Linked DNA regions of Homo sapiens: region 1 is linked to region 2. The links are chromatin contacts, found by Hi-C or POLR2A ChIA-PET in ENCODE. All regions are on one chromosome and are shown on one strand. The core of a region is the stretch at or near the end of the contact, and the rest is flanking DNA. Distances in the headings are between cores, read along the strand shown. Region 1 overlaps GLCCI1 (glucocorticoid induced 1). Region 2 overlaps UMAD1 (UBAP1-MVB12-associated (UMA) domain containing 1).

Evidence for each region. A loop is a pair of places that touch in the nucleus more often than their neighbours do. ChIA-PET counts read pairs that join two places held with the same protein, here RNA polymerase II (POLR2A). Pooled maps may share reads with other maps.
Region 1: a pooled map shows a loop between it and region 2 (2.7-fold over the local background). The contact joins two enhancer-like sites. A Hi-C loop is called at or near these places in 5 of 50 pooled maps. POLR2A ChIA-PET finds 5 or more read pairs at or near these places in 3 of 52 experiments (OCI-LY7, PC-9 and T-cell).

The regions. Positions count from the first base shown.
Region 1 is chr7:8,013,473-8,016,572 of GRCh38, reverse strand. The region is part of intron 2 of GLCCI1 (glucocorticoid induced 1); the gene reads right to left. Among named protein-coding and RNA genes, the nearest start is that of GLCCI1, 46 kb to the right of the region's middle. Within about 2 kb of position 1,277, at least 4 of the 41 ENCODE cell types and tissues checked have a DNase peak (open chromatin) inside an H3K27ac peak, as active enhancers do.
Region 2 is chr7:7,760,693-7,763,833 of GRCh38, reverse strand. The region is part of intron 2 of UMAD1 (UBAP1-MVB12-associated (UMA) domain containing 1); the gene reads right to left. Among named protein-coding and RNA genes, the nearest start is that of RPA3, 44 kb to the right of the region's middle. Within about 2 kb of position 1,398, at least 10 of the 41 ENCODE cell types and tissues checked have a DNase peak (open chromatin) inside an H3K27ac peak, as active enhancers do.

The DNA.
Region 1 (3,100 bases), core at 28-2,527, 250 kb before region 2:
GTATACCTTAAGAGGCATACTGCTTTCTCATACCATACCGTAAACTATGACCTAATTTTAAACTATAACTCTATGATCTTAATTGGTTTTTTTTGTTTGTTTTTGAGATGGAGTCTCGCTCTGTCGTCCAGGCTGGAGTGCAGTGGTGCGATCTCGGCTCGCTGCAAGCTCCACCTCCCGGGTTCACGCCATTCTCCTGCCTCAGCCTCCCGAGTAGTTGGGACTACAGGCGCCCACCACCACACCCGGCTAATTTTTTGTATTTTTAGTAGAGACGGGGTTTCACCATGTTAGCCAGGATGATCTTGATCTCCTGACCTCATGATCTGCCCACCTCGGTCTCCCAAAGTGCTGGGATTACAGGCGTAAGCCACCGCGCCCGGGCGATCTTAACTGTTAAGGCATAATGTCTCTAACGTAAAAATGTCTTTCTCAGTAAATTCTGTTTAATATTATCACAGGAATTTTTCATAGAAAATTGATACAAGATATAACAGGTTGAGAACCAATGTATAAGTCAATGTACAAAACCAACACAGGTCAGGGGACCAGAGTAAGAGTGTTATTCCAAATAAATACAACCTATTTCACAATTTTACCTAGAGTGTGCTTAGGGGCAAAGGCATGAGAAAGCAATGAAGAAAAACAGGTTAATTTTGTTTCCAGCTAAATGTTTCTCGTAAAGGGAAGAAAACTGAGTATCAGGGTAACGGGGGTATGGGAAAGGCCTTTCGCTGTATACTTTCTACTTTTGAAACAAATGAACACATAACGTATTAAAATTAATAAGTAGAATTTTGACTTTGGTAATTTTAGAGATGGTATTTGAAACTAATGAATAAAATGTTAAATATTTTAGTTATGGGTTAAAATCTTTCATTAATATAACTGAGTATATTCCTTTAGCAACCAAAGAAATTACTCCCTAAACCAGGAACATGACTAATTTGGTGTGAACTATTCAACTCTAGGATTCTACAATCCTCTGTCTCATAATTAGATGATGGCTGAGAGAAAAAGTAAAGGTGATCTCAACAGCCAGTCAGGGGCCAGCTCCATAAAAAATAATTTAGACCCCTAGAATGCAATCTAAGAGGCAAAAACAGTCAAATCTTCAGTCTTGCTTCCATTTCATGAAGAAGTCCCCCAGCCCCTAAAATGTTTCAGCAACTGCTGTTTCTTAAATATATTTCAAAAGCAAGCCCTTTGACAAGGGCACAGGAAACTCAGACAGCTGTATAAAGTGTGACTTTTGGTCAGGAAATGAATTTCTGATCAGAGTGATAAAACTGAAAGTTATTTTTTATATCAGTAAGTATTTGAGGTGCATCATCTGTTCCTTTGACTAAAGTCCTCCCTAACCAAGCTCCTTTCAGGAATGGAGGAAAAGGCTAGGTACTTTAAATATGACGTCAACAGAAAAGAATATATATGTTTTAGTTCAGAGTTAGTTAACTTTATTGAATGTTGCCTAAAGCCAAATGCTAACTACTTAGTCTGGATCTGTTTCTTAAAAACAAATAAAAACAAATAGATTTCTAGGGAAAGATGCTGACATAGAGGCAGGATCATAAAACTCCATAGACTGAAGTCTAATGAGATTAAGAGAAACTGCTTTATGTGCTTTTGGCATGTCTCATGTTTCACAGTTTAACTTTTAAAAATTAATTTAAAACAATAAAATACCAAATATAATAATACCATCACCTGGAGAAAGGGAAGTATCAGTATATGTAATTTTATTTAAGATCTAACCATCCCATCTCTCACCTCTCAGAGAATACAAGTTTTGAAATCTCTCCCTGATATCAACCAAGAGACCAAGTGCCATGGAAGAAATTAAGAAAATTTTCTAAAGTGCTACAATCCAAAAACATACTAGGCTAGTAAGTAAGTTACTTAGGTAAAATCCTTTCAGACCCAAGTGACAGAATTCAGATGATATTTATACTGTGTTATGCTAGAGCACAGAGGAAGGAAATCTTGCAAAACCTGTTTATGAAGCAAGTGTAAAAATACTCTAAGGCTCATGAAAAAAAATTAAGAACTCATTGCTGAATAATAAACAAATATAGAATTAACAAACATATTCACTGATGAAATGGCATTTTCCACATAAATTATTATTCCTGATTAAAACAAGAAAAACCATTAGTAAAATAAGCATGTGTACTCTACGTATAACAAACACACATGCTTCACAGCAAATGTCAGTATACCTTGTCCAGTGAGTAAACTAGATACATTACCATTAGAGTCAAGAAAGAGGCCAAGGCAGCCGGGTACAGTGGCTCACATCTGTCATCTCAGCACTTTGGGAGGCCGAGATGGGTGGATCACCTGAGGTCCACCTGAGGAATTTGAGACCAGCCTGACCAACATGGTGAAACCCCGTCTCTACTAAAAAATTAAAAAATTAGCTGGGCATGGTGGCGGGCGCCTGTAATTCCAGCTACTCGGGAGGCTAAGGCAGGAGAATCACTTGAACCTAGAAGGTGGAGGCTGCAGTGAGCCAAGACAGTGCCATTGCACTCCAGCCTGGGCGACAGAGCAAGACTCCGTCTCAAAAAAAAAAAAAAAAGTCAAGGCCTTCAGTACCATAACTGTTAGTTTACATGGTTCTCGGAGTGGCAACAAATGCAATTCCAAAAGAGGACACATACCAAGAAATAAATAACGAAAAGGATGTAGAATTACTATTTGGATGATCGTACAGCCGAAAAACCAAAGAAAATTACCTAAAAATTACTAGAAACAAGAAAAGTCAAGTTGAAGATGTCCTGTATGTAAATTAGATATTAAATATCCTAATTACAACAGCAACCAAAAAAGACAAAATATTTAGATATAAGTTTAACAAGAAATGTGTTGTTCCAATAAGAAGTTGTAAAATATTCTGAAGGGCAAACATAATACTTGAATGAATAAAAAGATATACCCCTTTCTTGGATAAGATTCAATATGGTAACAATTCCCCTGAATTCATATTTAATTGTAATATAAAACATTTTGAGGAATTGTACAAATTATAAAATTAACTGAGAAAAATAAATACGCAAGACTAGCCATACAAATTATTAAAATGAATTACTAAGCAATA
Region 2 (3,141 bases), core at 149-2,648:
ATCTCAGAATGAATTTAAGTAAAAGCTGTAAATCATTATGCTATTAAGTCAAGTAAACCTGAACTGTTTACTTATTACATAAATCACTCTACTATTTTTGTAACTAATTTTGCAGTTTTAGTAGAGATGGGGTTTCTCCATGTTGGTCAGGCTGGTCTCAAACTCCTGACCTCAGGTGATCTGCCAGCCTCAGCCTCCCAAAGTGCTGGGATTACAGGCGTAAGCCACCACGCCCGGCCTAAATTTCAATCTTAAATATATTTAAATTTTTAAAATTCAAACGTCTTTGTTACTCCAATGACTGGAAAAATGTCATTGGCTTTGCATGTTCTCATTTATAAATGAGAGCTAAACATTGAGCACACATGGACATAAACACAGGAATGACAGACACTGTGGTCTACTGGGGGTGGAGGAGGGAGGAGAATGTGGGCTGAAGAACCACTTATTGAGTACTAGGGTCACTACCCAGGTGATGGGATCCATACCCCAAACCTTAGCATTATGCAATAGTCCCATATAACAAACTTGCGCATGCACCCCTTGTATCTAAAATACAGGCTAAAATTTAATTGAAGAAAAATTAATAAAGAAATAATTTTAAAATGTCATTGGCTTTAATTAAATAAAAAGCACTTCAATTAAATATCAATTATCCATATTTAATATTTTAAATACTACCTATGTTTATGACAGTAATATACATTTTTCCCTACTAGGCTGTTTATAACTTGTATCCTATGCTCAAAACATTTAAAAATATAATTTGGCTAGAGAATTTCAGGATATTTATTTCCTAAATACTAGGTTTCCATAAACATAAAACTCCTGTTTTATATCATTGTTTATTTAATATCACTCTGATATTCTCTATTTTCGTTTAAGAGTGCCGGCTTAAAAGCATTTAAAACAATCAAACCTGCTAAAATTAATGTTATTCAATGCATTTTAAATTAAATCCATTAAATCTTACATATATGTAATGTGCTTTCAACTCATGAAGCCTTCGACGAAAACAAATTCTAATCCAGCCCAGGAAAGTGAAGAGTTAAGTGTGCAATTTAGGAAAGAAATATGGCAAGTCCATATATGTGACTCAGTCTTCGAGTGATGTTTATATCACTCTAAGACAGGGAATCCTGTCTCTGTCTGCACTATATTATGATCCTTGTCATCGCCTGCCCTGGAGCAGTTGCATATGCATCTACTTCTCCCACTAAGCAAGTCTCTCTTGAAGGGCAGAAGCAAACGAAACCTTTGTAATTTCCATGAGGCATCCCATAGCAATTTGCACAAAGCAGTCACACAATCAATGTTAAGTTATCAGAAGAGCAAAGTTCTTGACTTTGCCTTAACACACAAGACCCACGAAAAATGAAAGGAAAAGTAACTTACACACATGGGGTGGGGTTAGTGGTAGTGGTGGTAAGAATGTTAGCAAGAAACCTCGAATGAAAATATTAAAATGTGTTGTGACTTAATCAGTCACTGATGTACTTAAACAAGAGTCAAGATTTTTTTTTAAGTAACTTTTCATACTTCCCAAGTTAGAAGCTGGGGAAGCTTCATTATTTTGTTTGAAAGTTCTCCGAATTAGACACACCCATATGACACAGCCAATGTAAATAATTTGTTCTCCTGGTGTTGCCACTGCTGAACAATGATGAACGGATCAACAGTACAGATATTCCCCAAGGAAGAGTGACCTACTGTGTAAAAAATACATCCCGAAACAAGGAACTGTATTTAGGATAGGTTTCTACTTTCTGAATTCTGGCACGCCCTTAGTCCCTAACTGCCTATGAATCAGTCTCCTGAAAAACCTGCAACTGATCTTTCAAAAGCAATGCAATTCAATTAAACAAACATTTATTGAGCGCCCACTGTATAAAAAAGCACAAGAATGGAAACTGAGGGAAAAGGGCCTGCAAAGGAGACGGATAAGAAGCAACGTTCAGAATAGAAAGAAAAGATACAGAAGAGAGGGGTGTATGGAATACAAAAGAGGAACTGGTCAACATTCTCAGATGTCACAAGGGGGGAGAGCTGAGATTCTAGAAGAAAAGGTATCAAAATTCTTACTAAGTAAATGCAAACAATTGGGATCAATAAATAATAAGATGAGTGTCTTTCCATGTAAAGAATGATTCTGCCTTATAAATCTATTCCCCAATAATAAGTTCTAGTTCTATTAATGTCACTACTAACCTCCCTACCATCCAAACTTGAGATTTCTTCCTTTTCCTTTTAATAAGAAATGTGATCCGTTACCAAGTCCTATTACTCGCACCCACAAAATTTGTGTACTGCACAAGGATGTGAAAAGGAGAGGAGCATTGAAACCAAAGACATATCTTTAATAATTTTCCAGCAGATGGCAGTCAAGTGTCTTATTCTAATAAACATATTACAACAATTTTCTAACAGATGGAAGTAAAATGTCTTAAAGAAGTGGTACTTTTTTTTTTTTAGTTAGGTCTCACTTTTATCACCCAGGATGGAGTACAGTGACACGATCACAGCTCACTGTATCCTTGACCTCCTGGACTCTGGTGAGTCTCCTAAATCAGCCTCCCGAGTAGCTGGGACCACAGGCACATACCACCATATTGGCTAATTTTTTGTATATTTTGTAGAGACAGGGTTTTACCGTGTTGTCTGAGCTGAACTTGAATTCCTGGGCTCAAGCAATCTGCCCACCTTGGCCTCCCAAAGTACTAGGATTACAGGCGTCAGCCACCGTGCCCAGCTGGGGTGACCTTTTCATAATTCACAAAATGCACTAAGCAGGTCAGTGGTGGTCCTGCCCACAGTATTTCCTATCTATTTTCCAGCCTTCATTCTGGCTGCAGCTACCACAGATCTGATTCACATAGTATCTTGCAATAGCTTCCAAAATGATCCCCTAATTTCTCCATACTTCAGTCCATCCCACAAGCATTTGAAAAAATTCCCAAAAGTGCTGTTTTGCTAGTAAAACTTTTCAAAAAATCTTCAGTGGTACTGTTATTTTCTTCAATCTCACATTCAAGGCCCTTCATAGCATGTCCTTAACCTTCTCTTTTAGTCTATTCTTTCACTGTGCCCAGGAGGTGCCCTACTCCTAGCTGAACCTAATTACTCTCTACCTTACATATGTCC